Regions from separate parts of the Homo sapiens genome. Here regions 2, 3, 4 and 5 are each linked to region 1. A link is a contact called in ENCODE Hi-C or POLR2A ChIA-PET data. All regions are on one chromosome and are shown on one strand. The core of a region is the stretch at or near the end of the contact, and the rest is flanking DNA. Distances in the headings are between cores, read along the strand shown.

Region 1 (2,902 bases), core at 111-2,610:
ACCCAGCTAATTTTTTGTATTTTTAGCAGAGACAGGCTTTCACTGTGTTGGCCAGGCTGGTCTCAAACTCCTGACCTTGTGATCTGCCCGCCTCGGCCTCCCAGAGTACTGGGATTCCAGGCGTGAGCCACCGTGCCTAGCCGGTTCTTTTGTTTCTTTCTCAATTATTGTCATAAGGACAATGCCACAGAGCAGTCTAGAAAGTAAACAACCACTAGATTTCTTTGTGGACTCTTTTCTCATACCTATCTATATGTAGCAGCAATTCTACAGTTTCTACCATTTTGTATCTAGCTTTTTCTTTTATTATTATTTTCTTTTATTTTACTTTTTAGAGAACTGGGTCTTGCTATGTGGCCCAGGTTGGCCTCAAACTCCTGGGCTGAAGCGATTCTCCTGCCTCGGCGTCCCAAGAAGCTGGGATTCCAGGTGCATGTCACCATGCCTGGCTCTATCTGGCTTTTTCTTTTAACGTTTTAGTTTAAGCATTTTCCCATAGTGCTACACAGTCATCATTATTATTCTCAAGGGTTGGGCTGACCTGGGTTTCTAATCCTGGCTCTGCCATTTACTCTCTTTACTCCACATCACCCCCAGCAAGTTACCTGGCTCACCCCTCACCTGGGGTTCCTCTCACCATCCTCTCCACCTGGATGACATGAAGCAGTGCTTGGACAGCGCGTAGGACAGTGCTCAGGAAGTGCTCTCCATTTTCCTTCAAGAGTATTTCCCTCTGCAGAACGGGGCTAATACCCTATCATGCAAGGTGATTGTGAGAATTGGAAAGAATGCGTGTGCATTGCCTGGTGCCTTGCCATCCAAATATATTTTATTAGAGAGAGCAGCAACATACGCCCCCCCAACCCCCCGTTTAAACTAAGCGGGTCCACGTGGAATGACGCTTTTGGCGCAAGTCGGAGGAGCTCCTAACGACATTAGCTTCTTTGAGTCCCTTGGGAGAGGAAACTTTCTGAAAGACTGTAGGATTACCTTCCCTGAACTTCCGGTCAGGTGCGGTGCTGCCCTGCCGCGCCCTCTTACCCCTGGATGCCGACGAAACCGCAAAACTCCAGCCCCGGGAAGCGCGTCTCAAGGACCACCACCAGCGAGCGGCTTTGGGAGAGTAATCTGCGCCACCCTCGCAGCCCATTAAATAGGCACTCCCCGTTTGATTGACAGGAGAAGTCACCAATGCGCGTCCTGGGGCTTTCCCTCGTCCTCACGCGGGGTGAGCCGCCTCTCTACTCATCTGGCCCAATCGGGGGCGCCGGGGAGGCTGTGGGGCGGGGCTCGGTGTCCGGTAGCCAATGGACAGAGCCCAGCGGGAGCGGCGGGGGCGGTGCGGTCGCGGCTGGCGGCAGAAGCGGCCGCAGGGGTCTGGGCAGGGCTGGGCAGTGCTGCCGGAGCAAAAGCGGTAGCGGGAGCCCGGCCGGAGCTGGGTCTGGAGACGCCGTGGCAGCCTGAACGGAGTGTGCGACGGATTGGGAGGTGAGTGGCCGCCGAGGTCAGGGGTCGCCGCGACGGTTGGGGCGCCGCGGGCGGGACGCGGGGGCGCTGGTCCGCGGCCGGGCCCGCGCCCCGTCAGGGCCGCCGCGCCGAGCTCCGCGCCCTGAGGGAAGCGGGTCGGGCCGCGCGGAACTTCCTGTCTCTGTGGGAGGGGGCGAGTGCTCGGGGCCCCGGGGGGCGCCTGGAGAAGACATCTTGGGGAGGACGAGGGCGAGTGGGGTCGGCTCGGGGAAGGGGCGGGGGCCCATGGGGGCGGCGCTGTGGGAGCGGGGCAGTTTTCCGGGGTCCGGGGCCTGCTGGAGAGGGAAGTGCAGGAGCAGGGCCGTCGGGGGTTAAGAGCTGCTAATGAGTGGGGGAGGTGTAGACAGCTGCAGAAGGGGGAGCTGGGGCGACTTTTGGAGGGACGCGATTTAGGAGAAAGCTGGGAATCCGAGACGTGCAGAGGTTAGGCGAGGGTGCCGGAGCAACGCTGGAGGGAAGGCGTGGCTGGGACGCGCCGGTGAGAGGGCAGGGCTTAGTCCTGGGGTGGCCTGGGGGGCGACGCAGGACACACGCGGGTGCGCTGATTTCGGGCGCTTTGATGAGCGGCCTCCATTTCCTTCCTTCCCACCCTCCGTGTCCCGGGGGGGGGGGGGTGGTGTGTGTGTGTCTGTGTGTGTGTGTGTGTGTGTGTGTGTGTGTAGGGCGGGGGGAGCAAAGCCCTTACCGCAGCACGTCCTAGGGCTGGGGCCAAGCAGGAGAGGCCGGGGAGGTTTGCCCTTGTGACCCTCCTCAGAGTTTCCCCAGACTCACTGAATCAGAAATCCGAACTCCTTACTCCTCTAGGGCTTTCAAGCCTGGCCAGGCATCCTGAGAGGTCCGCAATTGGAGAGGTAGTGATTGCTGCTGCTGTTGAATTTCATTGATTCATTGGGTTTCGGCTCCATCAGAGAAGGTCGATTTTCTTTTCAGAAGGAGTTGGTTGGTCAGGGGAGCAAGCTGTGCTATTGCTTTGGGGCCCACACGGCTGCAGCCTTTGACGTATAACAGGACCTGGGGATGCCACTCTTGGCTTGGGTGCCTGAGGGAAGGTGGCCTTTGGCTGGGTGTGTGCACCATTCCTGGATCCTGTCTTCTCTTTTTCCCTCCGCCTGTCCGGTGTTTTTGTGGTTAAGGGGGTAGGCTGCTCAGAGTCTCCAGGGCTACTTGGTACACTGTTTACCAAATACTGCCTGGCTGTCTTGATGAAAATCAGGAAACCAGCTCAAAGAGTTTGAACCTCAGCTGCAGATGGTGAGCTCACACCTTCTTCCTTCCCTCCTTTTCGGTGCCTTCCTCTGCGGTTATTCCCGTGTGCTGAAGTTCTGTTTTAACCCTCCTGGGATTGCCAGGTTGGAGCCCAGGGCAAGGGAACCGA
Region 2 (2,700 bases), core at 16-2,515, 350 kb after region 1:
GGGGAGGAGCTCCTGTCTTTCTTTTGTTTTGTTTTGTTTTGTTTTGTTTTTTGAGACGGAGTCTCAGAGTCTCGCTCTGTCACCTGGCTGAAGTGCAGTGGCATGATCTCTGTCGACTGCAACCTCCGCCTTCAGGGTTCAAGCGATTCTCCTGCCTCAGCCTCCCAAGTAGCTGGGACTACAGGCATGCGCCACCACGCCCAGTTAATTTTTGTAGTTTTAGTAGAGCCAGGGTTTCACCATGTTGGCCAGGATGGTCTCGATCTCTTGACCTCGTGATCTGCCTGCCCCAGCCTCCCAAAGTGCTGGGATTACAGGCGTGAGCCACCGAGCCCGGCCAAAAGGACGCAGACTCTGTTTTGAAGGAGGAGGTGGAAAGGGATGGAAGAAACTTCCAGAGCGTGCCGTTTTCTTTGTGACAGGCTCTGTCCTCGGCAGGGGCAGGCGTGACCTCTCTGAGCCCATGAGCGGGAACTGTTTTTGCCCTGGACACCCTGGGATGGGCCCTGCCATGTTGCCCAGGCTGGACTTGAACTCCTGAGCATCCCCTGCCCCGCTGCCCTCTCGGCCTCCATTCGGGAGCTTCACATCCCCCTCCCCTCACCCCCACGAGTCCTGGGGGGCCAGCTGGGAGCTCTGCGGGGAGTAACCCCACGAGGGCAAGGCAGGGGAGGGCGCCGCCCAGCGCCCCGTGGGGCTTCCGCCGCCTCGAGGCAGACCCGGATCCAGAGGGCGCCTGGACAAGGTAGGGCCCCCATCCCGCCCCGGCTCCGCGTGCCCTCACAAGAATCACCCGTCTCCGACCGTCACCTCCTCCCGCTCCCGGGCCTCCCCGGCAGCCCCCACGACCGTCCACCCCGGCCCGCCCGGCCCGGGCTCCCGCTCTCTCGGCCGCTCTCCGCGGAGCCCCGCAGCCCAAGGGGCAGCACCTATCCCGGGACAGCGGCCTCTCTTCCCCACCGAGGCGTCTGCAGGGCTCCCCGTAGCGGCGCGGGGCTCGGGGACACGGACTCGAAGGAACCTGAACACCTCCAGAGCGTGGAGGTTGTGGGGGATGAGCCCCAAGAGGCGCACCCCTCCCAGGCTGCCGGGACCCAAGGTGGGCACGGGCTGGGTCCGAGGAAGGGGTAGAGGAGGCAGGATTTGGGGCTCGGCTGGAGCAGAGCAGCGGCAGAACCCCCAGCCGAAGCCGGTGGGAGTGGAGATTTCGGATGGAGCCGGCTGGACCCGCGCCCCGGGCGCCGGGAGCCTTTTCCTGGCTCGGGCGCGCCCCCTGGAGGCCGGAACCTGACATCAAGCGCACCCAAATTGCTGGGACTACAGACCTGGCGACAGTACCCAGCCCATCCTACTCAACTGCAAATGCCCCCTTTTACACTTAGGTCTATTTCTGGACGCTCAAAGATCCATTGAGATCTATTCTGCATTGGTTGGACAGAACCAGTTTTCTTCATCTACAAATAATAATACAACTCTCCTTTTTTTTTTTTTTTTTTTTTTTTTTTTTTGAGACAGAGTCTGGCTCTGTCGCCCAGGGTGGAGTGCAGTGGCGTGATCTCCGCTCACTGCAGCCTCCGCCTCCCGGGTTCAAGCAATCTGGGATTACAGGCATGCGCCACCACTCCAGGCTAATTTTTGCATTTTTAGTAGAGACAGGGATTTCACCATGTTGGCCAGGCTGGTCTCGGACTCCTGACCTCAGGTGATCCTCCCCCCTCGGCCTCCCAAAGTGCTGGGATTACAGGGGTGAGCCACCACACCCAGCCAAGTTAATTCAATTTTTAAAAATAAATAATTTTTTTTTGAAACGGAGCTTCACTCTTGTTGCCCAGGCTGGAGTGCAATGGCGCGATCTCTGCTCACTACAACCTCTGCCTCCCGGGTTCAAGCAATTCACCTGCCTCAGCCTCCTGAGTAGCTGGGATTACAGGCGTGCACCACCACATCCAGCTAATTTTGTATTTTTAGTAGAGATGGGGTTTCACTATGTTGGTCAGGCTGGTCTCGAACTCCTGACCTCAGGGGATACACCCGCCTCGGCCTCCCAAAGTGCTGGGATTACAGGCGTGTACCACCCCACCCAGCCAAAAAAATAAAATTAAAAATATGTATATAAATAATAATATATATTATTAAATATAATAAATATATATAGAAATAAATAGGCCGGGCGCGGTGGCTCATGCCTGTAATCCCAGCACTTTGGGATGCCAAGGCGGGTGGATCACATGAGGTCAGGAGTTCAAGACCAGCCTGGCCAACATGATGAAACCCCCGTCTCTACTAAAAATACAAAAATTAGCTGACCATGGTGGCGGGCACCTGTAATCCCAGCTACTCGGGAGGCAAGGCAGGTGAATCACTTGAACCCAAGAGGCAGAGGTTGCAGTGAGCCAAAATCATGCCATTGCACTCCAGACTGGGCGACAAGAGCAAGACTCCGTCTTAAAAAAGAAAAAAAGAAAAGAAAAGAAAAGAAAAAGAAAGAAATAATGGACGGGGTTGGGAGAGCTTCTGGACAGCTGAACACTTGCTGGTGCCTGGAGGGTAGTGTGCCTGGAGAGGGCATGGAGGTGCCACACACTTCCCCTTCCCTTGCCCTATGGATCTCTTCCATCTGGTTGTTCTTCTGTATCCTTCTGAATATCCTTTATTTTATTTTATTTTATTTTTTTGAGATGGGGTCTCAGTCTGTCACCC
Region 3 (2,700 bases), core at 201-2,700, 460 kb after region 1:
TAAGAGGGGGTGCCCTAGAGCACCCCCCACACCGCCGAAAATACACACTCTGTTTCTTACCTGCCACAACTCTTCGGATCTCACTCACAAAAGTCTGGAGGTAATATGGGACACCTGGGCTGTAATGGGACGAGAGCCCATGACCTCCGAAATCCATGGCAACGTAATAAAAGTCTGAAACAGAGAGAAGCGGGTTGGAGGGTAGGAAGAGGTGTCTATGCCAGCTGTCTCCCCGCCCTCCTCATTCCCCTGCAGACCTCCCCCCTCACCTTCCTGCCCACTTTCCCCCTGGCCTTCCCTTCAGCCCCAGCCTCACACCTTGCGGGAGAAGAGGGATGAGTCTGTCGAAGGAGCTGGCATTGTCCAGCCAGCCGTGCAGGCAGAGAACTGGAGGGCCCTGCAGGGAGCCCCAGGCTTTGGCTGCGATGTGGCCCCAGGGCACAGCCAGCTTCAGCTCTGAGATCAGACCTGAAAGACACAGCCGGGTCTTTCATTCCTTCATTCATTCACCCATGAAGCTGGTGCTCCCTGAGCCCCTTATCTCTGCCTGATGTGCTTGAGCCAGGGGCTCATGTCCAGAGGGACTCAGACCCTTAGCTGCCCCAGAAGGTTATGGGGAGAGAGTCAGACATGGGAGTGGAGACTCCCAGAGGAGGGACAGAGAAGTTAAGCCGGAAAAAGCTGTGACAGGCCTCAGAGCATGCACCCCATTTAAACTGGGGCAGAACCTTCTAGAATGTGCTGGGGCGGGGGCGCTGGTCAGGCCTGGACCCCATCACTTGCTGGCTGGGTAACCTTGGAGAAGTTACTAAAACGTCTTGAGCCTGTTTCCTTTCCTGTAAAACCGGAGTAAAGAAACAGCCCGTTTCCTAAGCCTTTCCCAAAGGCCAGAGGGGTGCCAAACCCTCATACACGCAGCAGGTGGGACCACTGTCACTCTCCCTCCACAGAGCAGGAAACTGAGGCACTGGGAGCTGCAGTACATGCCCAAGGTCACACTGGGCGACAAGGGCGGAGTGGAAATTTAGGGCAGGCGGTGGGACTCCAGGAACCCCCACCGCCCCCACATCTGGCAGCCTCCTCCGTCTCTGCAAGGCTGGAGACTTGCGCACCCCCGACACCCACGCGCACGCTCGGCTAACTCAGGGGCTCCTGGAACCCTGGGAGGCCACGTGCGGCCGTGTCCCGGGTCCCCCAACTCCTGGCCGGTCGCGCTCTCATGCCCCGGGACTGCCGAGGAAGGAGCTGCGACACCCAGGAGGGCGACGCGGTCGGCGAACCCTCCACTCCATCCCGCCCTCTTCTACTGTCCCAACCAGGTGGGTGGGCAGTGGGACGCTCGCACAAGGCCTCCCCGTCAGACCTGGTGCGGCGTTCTCACTCATCGCTCTCGTCCCGCGAATGCGCTGCTGTCACTCCCTCACGCCTGGCTAGGTCGCAGGAGCAGAGTGACGCCCGCAATTCCGGGCCCTATCTCCAAGCTGTCCTGCCCCGCCCTACCCCAGGCAGGCCCCGCAACTCCAGCAGTCCCCGCCCCCACTCAGAAGGCCCCGCCTTCCCACCGCCCTGCCCGAGCCCCGGCGGGCCCTGCTCCCACAGCCGCGGGCTCCACCCCAGGAAGGTCCACCCCCACCGCCAGGCCGCGCCCCCACCCGCCAGGCCCGGCCTTCCCGCCACACTGTCCGCGCCCACCGGCTTGGAACCCAGCAGGGCGCCAACCCCCGGGCAGTCCTGATGGCCGCCCCCACGTCCGCGCGGGACCAGACCCGGGGAGCAACCACAGCGAGTTGGGCCTCTGAATGCTCGCTGGCCCGCGCCGCAGGGCTGAAGGCTACCCTTTGTTTAGTGGCTTACTAGCCCCCTTGACGGACAGCCTGCGTCCACCGTGTCCCCACCGTGTCCTGGGATTCTCAGCAGAGCCTGGCACAAGCCAGTCTTAATAATTGTTGTACAGGCCGGGCGCGGTGGCTCACGCCTGTAATCCCAGCATTTTGGGAGGCCAAGGTGGGCGGATCACAAGGTCAGGAGATCGAGACCATCCTGGTTAACATGGTGAAACCCCGTCTCTACTAAAAATACGAAAAATTAGCCGGGCGAGGTGGTGGGCGCCTGTAGTCCCAGCTACTCTGGAGGCTGAGGCCGGAGAATGGCGTGAACCCGGGGGAGCGGAGCCAGCAGTGAGCCGAGATCGCACCACTGCACTCCAGCCTGGGCGACAGCGAGAGTCCGTCTCAAAAAAAAAAAAATTGTACAGGTGAACAAATGAATGTATAAATTGGGGACGTGGAGGAACCCTCCAGGTGAGGGATTATAAACAATATCTGCCTGGAAAGGATCGAAAACCCCAAGTTATGAAGAGGATGTTTGGGGTGAGCAGATTCATGCACTAAATCCTACAATGAAAGAGGGAAAGTGCACCCTTTGAGTCTGAAACAGTGGCAAGTCTAGGACAAATAAGAACAAGTACTGGTAGTGAATTCTCTTTTTTTTTTTTTTTTTTTTTTTTGAAACAGAGTCTCGCTTTGTAGCCCAGGCTGGAGTGCCGTAGCGCGATCTCGGCTCACTTAAACCTCCGCCTCCCGGATTCACGCCATTCTCCTGCCTCAGCCTCCCGAGTAGCTGGGACTACGGGCACCCACCACCACACCCGGCTAATTTTTCTTGTATTTTTTTTAGTAGAGACGGAGTTTCACCGTGTTA
Region 4 (2,700 bases), core at 112-2,611, 320 kb after region 1:
CTCAGGGTTGGGGGCCCACCCACACTGGGGGCCATCTGCTTCCTGAGTCTGCCATTCGAATGGTAATCTCATCTGGAAACACCCCCAGACACACCCAGGAGTAACGTTTAATTGGGGCACCCTGTGTCCTGGTCAAGTTGACACATGAAATTAACCATCATAGCCCCGACTGTGGTTTGGAACAAACATCTCTGATGGCCACCCCAGCTGCAGAGCTCCTATGGGACTGGCCGAGGCCCCTGTGGCAATGACAGCCTCACAGCTCAACATCTCCCTCTGTGCAGTCCTGCGTCCCTTGCCCTCACAGGAACTCAGAGCCCTCCCCTTGCCCTGCATGGGGCTCTCCAAGTCCTCAGTCAGCTCCCCGGGCCAGGCCCATGACCAAGGGCATTGAAGGAAATGTCGAGTGATGTGACCGAGAGTGACAGGAGGGTCGTGGCCACTCACACCAGGGGGCAAGAAAATTCAGGATGAGTCCGCAGTGCAAAGTGAAAGCAAGTTTACTAAGATTGTAAAGGAGCCGGGCGCAGTGTCACATGCCTGTAATCCCAGCACTTTGGGAGGCCGAGGTGGGCGGATCACTTGAGGTCAGGAGTTCAAGACTAGCTTGGCAAACTTGGTGAAACCAAATCTCTACTAAAAATACAAAAAATCAGCCGGGCATGGTGGCACATGCCTGTAATCCCAGCTACTCAGGAGGCTGAGGCAGGAGAATTGCTTGAAACCAGTAGGAAGAGGTTTTAGTGAACCGAGATCGGGCCATTACACTCCAGCCTGGGCGACAGAGCAAGACTCATAAAAAAAAAAGAAGGTAAAGGAATAAAAGAATGGCTACTGCATAGAGCAGCCCCTAGGGCTGCTGCTTACCCATTTTTATGGTTATTTCTTGATGATATGCTAAACAAGGGGTGGATTATTCATGCCTCCCCTTTTTAGACCACCCAAGGTAACTTCCTGACGTTGCGATGGCATTTGTAAACTCACGGTGCTGGTGGGAGTGTAGCAGAGAGGACGACCAGAGGTCACTCTTATGGCCATTTTGGTTTTGGTGGGTTTTGGCCGGCTTCTCTACTGCAACCTGTTTTATCAGCAAGGTCTTTATGACCTGTATTTTGTGCTGAACTCCTATCTCACCCTGTGACTTAGAATGCCTTACCCGTCTGGGAATGCAGCCCAGTAGGTGTCAGCCTCATTTTACTCAGCTCCTATTTAAGATGGTGTTGGTCTGGCTCACACGCCTCTGACACCTTTGCCTCTCGGGGCCTCTGTGTTCCCGTCAGGACATCGGAATCTCCAAGGGCATAACCCTGGTGCTCTGGGAGCCTCTCTGTCAGCACTCAGCCTGGATGGAGGGCTCAGTGCGGACTCCGTTTTGTTGGGTCATGGTTGGCCAGTGCTAGGCTGAGCTGGGCTGGACACAGGGCTGGAGGGGTAGCGCCCTTACTGTAGGGACAGGTGGGGGTGCAATTTGTGTAGGGATGAAAAGCACCAGCTTGGAGGGCCTTTTCTAGGCCCTTGGGCCTAGCCCCTGATGCTGATGCCCCTAGTTGGGGTCTGCAGAGCTGGTGCCAAGAACCTGGCTGGTAGGGGTCTGACCCAGCCTTTGGCCTTCTGTCTCCATTGCCCTGCACCTCTCGATTTTTTTTTTTTTTTTTTGAGACGGAGTCTCGCTCTATTGCCAGGCTAGAGTGCAGTGGCACGATCTCAGCTCACTGCAACCTCTGCCTCCCGAGTTCAAGCGATTCTTCTGCCTCAGCCTCCTGAGTAGCTGAGACTACAGGCGTGCACCATCATGCCAGCTAATTTTTGTATTTTCAGTAGAGATGGGGTTTCACCGTGTTGGCCAGGATGGTCTTAATCTCCTGACTTCATGATCCGCCCACCTCAGCCTCCCAAAGTGCCGGGATTACAGGCGTGAGCCACCGCGCCCGGCCATGCCCTGCACCTCTCCTCTCTCCTCACTTCCTGCCTAAGATGAGTCATGGGGAATCCTGGCGATGGGAGCCATGGAAGGGCTTAGAGCAGGGGAGTGGCCACAGTAACAGGCTAACTGGGAGTAGCTCCCTGGTGACAGGGCGGGAAGTAGTGAGCCTGGAGGCAGGGGCAGGCAGCAGGGGTGTGCCAGGCCCAGCTGACAAGGTCCAGGACATAGGCTGCAACTGCGAGGCCCGTCTCGGGGGCCAGGAGCATGCTTTGGGCCTGAGGTCACCTGGATATTGGGCTGCGGCCAACTTGGCCCCATACACAGTTTCTATTCCTGGGTCTTGGGCTCTGACACCAAATATGGCGTGGCCTGAGTCTGGCACCCCCAACTGTGGTCCGACGACATATCCTGCTCCTCCAAGTGGGCCCGGACCCCGCCCACACCATGGAGTCAGATCATGCCAGCACTCGGGGCCCCCAAGTGGGCAGAGGCTCCTGCTGCTGCTACTGGCCCTCCAACTGTCCACCCGTCCGCGTGGTTCACATGGGGTTAAAAGTACTCAGGACCAAAATAGCCCCTCTCCCTGCAGAAGAAAGACAGGGGCAGGGGGCACCATGTCTTGGTTCACACCACAGCCCTGTCCTTGCTACCCGCATCCCAGGGAGCTCACCCGGCCTCTGCCCCCCACCTTTCGCACTGGCCCACTTGGTCACACAGCGATCTACACACTCATTGGTTCACTCTTACTGGTCACTCACTCGTTCACTCATTCATTC
Region 5 (2,753 bases), core at 254-2,753, 500 kb after region 1:
GTTCACCAGAGACTGCTTTGACTAGTGGGGGGTCTAGGCATCAATGGGCAATCGGCATGGCCGTCCTCTGAGGCCAGGGTAGAAGAGGGCAAATAGGACTGGAGCCGGGCTCGGAAAGGTCAGCAGGAGATAGGATTCCAGAGAGCAGAGGTTCGGTTGATGTGACTGTCAGAACAGGAGCAAGGCCAGAGTGGCTGCCAGGGATCCTGGGCGCACAGGAGTCTCTGGTGAATGCTAGTAGACCACGGTATTCCCAGGGGCCACGGAAGCCCCAACACTGCTTGACTGCGCTAAGCAAAGAAAGATCAAAAACAAAAAACGAGCGAACAGGACAGTAATGGCAGCTGCTGATGGAAAATCCCAACCCCTCATCCAGTTTCCAGGCCTAAGCTAGGCCTCAGAACCAGAGGTCACTGACTGAAAGGGAGGCTGGGTCCCCTCCAGACCACAAATATTTGCAGTAGTAGGCTCCTAATCTTTCCCCAAAGGGGCCGACAGCATTTCCAAGAAGCAACTGTACACTGGGAAAAGAGAAATAGTAGATACATCAAGGGCTGGCGGGTACACAGTCTGAGAGGCCCTTTGGAGTCCAGAAAAGTGGAGTCCTTGGACTTCATTTCTCCCCTATCTACACTTGCTCCCTTGGCGATCACACCCTCTCATAACTTTCTTTTTTTTTCTCTTTCTTTTTTTTTTGAGACAGAGTCTCGCTCTGTTGCCCAGGCTGGATTGCAGTGGGGCGATCTTGGCTAACTGCAATCTCCGCCTCCTGGGTTCAAGCGATTCTCCTGCCTCAGCCTCCCGAGTAGCTGGAATTACAGGCATGCACTACCACGCCCGGCTACTTTTTGTACCTAGTAGACACGGGGTTTCACCATGTTGGCCAGGCTGGTCTGGAACTCCTGACCTCAAGTGATCCGCCCCCCTCGGCCTCCCAAATTGCTGGGATTACAGGCATGAATCACCGCACCCGGCTCCTCTCGTAACTGTCAATAACCTATCCATGGCCAGTCCCGTGTGTATTGCTCCAGGCCTGACATCTCTGATGTTCAGTCTGTTCAGTCTCATATCTAAGTGCCCACCTGACATGTCCCCTGAGTGGCCTAATGGGCATCTCACCACGGCTCACAGAGAACTGATCTACTCCATTTTCACCCCCAAGCAGGCCCCTCTCCTGCAGTCTTCCCATCTCAGTCAATGGCAACACCATCCTCTTAGTTGCTCAGACTGAAAACCTAGCAGCCATCCTGGATTTCTCTCACACTGCCTATTCAACGTGTGAATGCATGAGTGGAAAGCTGAGTTCGCACTCGTGACTGGCCGGGGTCAACTCTGACATTCGCTCCCACTTTCGCGCGCTGATTTATCTCTGAGCGGATGAAGGTTGGGCCATGGCGGGCGGGGCCGGGGAGGCGGGCTTGGAGTGAGGGGGCGGGGCAGGCGCCACGAAAACGCGCTCGCGCCGGCGCCGAACCGCAACTCCCGGCGGCCCCCGCGCTCCCGGGTGGCAAGATGGTGGCGCGCAGGAGGAAGTGCGCCGCGCGGGACCCGGAGGACCGTATCCCCAGCCCACTGGGCTACGCAGGTGAGGGGCTCCGGGACGCGAGACCGGGGGCGGTCAGGCATCGCCGGGAGGTGTTTGGGGGTTGGCGACGGCCGGGGGTCCCCAGGAGCGGCCGCACGGTTGGGTGTGAGCCCCGGTGGCCCGTGGCCCCAGGCTCCGCAGGTCTTGAGGCTCCGGGGTCCCGAGGACCCAGGCGGCGCCCTTCTGCCTGCTCACTCTCCCGGGGCGAGCCCAACTTGGTCCACGCTTCCCTTGGGTGAGCCCGCCTCTGTCCACACTCTCACCCAGGACAAACCCATTTCCGTCCACACCCGCTCGTCCAGGTGAGCCCATCCCCTTCTCATCGCCTCTGCTCCTAGTCCATCCCCCATCAGCTCTTACCTGGGCTGTTATAGGCCCTCCTACTCGGTTGCCCTCCTTCTCCTCTTGCCCCTGCTTCTGTTCTCCACCCACGTGCCAGAATGTTCTTTTAAGGACATTTAGATTCGATCATGTCTGCCGCGCCCACGATAGGCGCCACACCTACTGCATTCCCTCCAGTGGCTTTATCAGGTAGCTTCTAAAACAAAAACCAGACTTCTTAACCTGTGTGGGCCACGTGGTCTGGCTGGTGCCGACCTAAAGCTCTTTCTGTTCCTCTGAGGGAACATGCTTTTTCCCCCCTCTGGGTTTTTGCACGTGCTGTGCCGGTTTGTTGCACAGTGGCGTTCTGGCCTGAGCTTTAATGTTGCTTCCTCAAAGAGGCCATCCGTGATGGCCTATGGAAAGAAGACCTCTGCCACCCCATCACCCTGTAATGTTTCTTTCACAATTGATACAAGTTTGCTGTATGCTTGTTAATTGTCTTCTCCGTTATTGCAACTGAGCTTCCTGAGTTCAGGGACCGCAGCTCTACGCCAACCGGTACTGTGACGGAGGTGTGAGAAAAATAGAAGCAGTTCCTAGCTTTATGAGGATTACAGTCATGGGTGTGCCAGCGATTAACCAAAGAATCTCATCAATATAGCCTCCAGACTGTTAAGAGAAGCTGTGAAGGCACAGGCAGTGGGATCTGAGCTGGCAGGAGGGGCGGAGGTGATGCTAAGGCTCTCCTGAGGAAGCGAGGTTTGAGCTAAACCTGAGGTGAGCGGGAGGGAAGAGGGTGACACGCCAGGTAGAGAGGCCAGCATGTGTGAGGCCCTGGTGTACC

The links. Hi-C counts contacts between places; a loop is a spot of excess contacts on that map. ChIA-PET counts read pairs that join two places held with the same protein, here RNA polymerase II (POLR2A). Pooled maps may share reads with other maps.
Region 2: a loop to region 1 is called in a map of CD8-positive, alpha-beta T cell, with 2.6 times the contacts of the local background. The contact joins the enhancer-like site here to the promoter of PACSIN2 in region 1. A Hi-C loop is called at or near these places in 1 of 168 maps with a recorded cell type or tissue (CD8-positive, alpha-beta T cell), 3 of 37 single-sample maps with no recorded cell type and 7 of 50 pooled maps. POLR2A ChIA-PET finds 5 or more read pairs at or near these places in 6 of 52 experiments (A673, B cell, GM10248 and 3 more).
Region 3: a loop to region 1 is called in a pooled map, with 2.6 times the contacts of the local background. The contact joins the promoter of SERHL2 here to the promoter of PACSIN2 in region 1. A Hi-C loop is called at or near these places in 1 of 50 pooled maps. POLR2A ChIA-PET finds 5 or more read pairs at or near these places in 2 of 52 experiments (Caco-2 and GM12878).
Region 4: POLR2A ChIA-PET joins it to region 1 with 13 read pairs in BJ. The contact joins the enhancer-like site here to the promoter of PACSIN2 in region 1. A Hi-C loop is called at or near these places in 2 of 50 pooled maps. POLR2A ChIA-PET finds 5 or more read pairs at or near these places in 3 of 52 experiments (BJ, GM10248 and activated CD4-positive, alpha-beta T cell).
Region 5: a pooled map shows a loop between it and region 1 (5-fold over the local background). The contact joins the promoter of RRP7A here to the promoter of PACSIN2 in region 1. A Hi-C loop is called at or near these places in 5 of 50 pooled maps. POLR2A ChIA-PET finds 5 or more read pairs at or near these places in 2 of 52 experiments (A673 and activated B cell).

Annotation. Positions count from the first base shown.
Region 1 is chr22:43,013,607-43,016,508 of GRCh38, reverse strand. PACSIN2 (protein kinase C and casein kinase substrate in neurons 2) reads left to right here and starts at 1,360. Exons shown (of 11, transcript NM_001184970.3): 1 at 1,360-1,488. RefSeq lists enhancers at 873-1,072, 1,055-1,758 and silencers at 1,193-1,382, 1,393-1,442, 1,563-1,632.
Region 2 is chr22:42,660,721-42,663,420 of GRCh38, reverse strand. No RefSeq gene overlaps it. Among named protein-coding and RNA genes, the nearest start is that of CYB5R3, 13 kb to the right of the region's middle. RefSeq lists silencers at 675-954, 995-1,044, 1,175-1,314. Within about 2 kb of position 1,265, at least 9 of the 41 ENCODE cell types and tissues checked have a DNase peak (open chromatin) inside an H3K27ac peak, as active enhancers do.
Region 3 is chr22:42,552,706-42,555,405 of GRCh38, reverse strand. It overlaps SERHL2 (serine hydrolase like 2), which reads right to left and starts at 1,450. Exons shown (of 12, transcript NM_014509.5): 1 at 1,364-1,450; 2 at 319-468; 3 at 61-174. The coding sequence starts at 1,385. RefSeq lists a silencer at 1,508-1,907.
Region 4 is chr22:42,697,203-42,699,902 of GRCh38, reverse strand. The region is part of intron 1 of A4GALT (alpha 1,4-galactosyltransferase (P1PK blood group)); the gene reads left to right. Among named protein-coding and RNA genes, the nearest start is that of A4GALT, 22 kb to the left of the region's middle. RefSeq lists enhancers at 261-944, 945-1,628. Within about 2 kb of position 1,361, at least 20 of the 41 ENCODE cell types and tissues checked have a DNase peak (open chromatin) inside an H3K27ac peak, as active enhancers do.
Region 5 is chr22:42,518,546-42,521,298 of GRCh38, reverse strand. It overlaps RRP7A (ribosomal RNA processing 7 homolog A), which reads left to right and starts at 1,503. Exons shown (of 7, transcript NM_015703.5): 1 at 1,503-1,585. The coding sequence starts at 1,513. It overlaps LOC124900479 (a long non-coding RNA gene), which reads right to left. Exons shown (of 3, transcript XR_007068117.1): 1 at 1,946-2,753. RefSeq lists enhancers at 302-596, 1,122-1,181 and silencers at 1,362-1,421, 1,442-1,611, 1,622-1,751.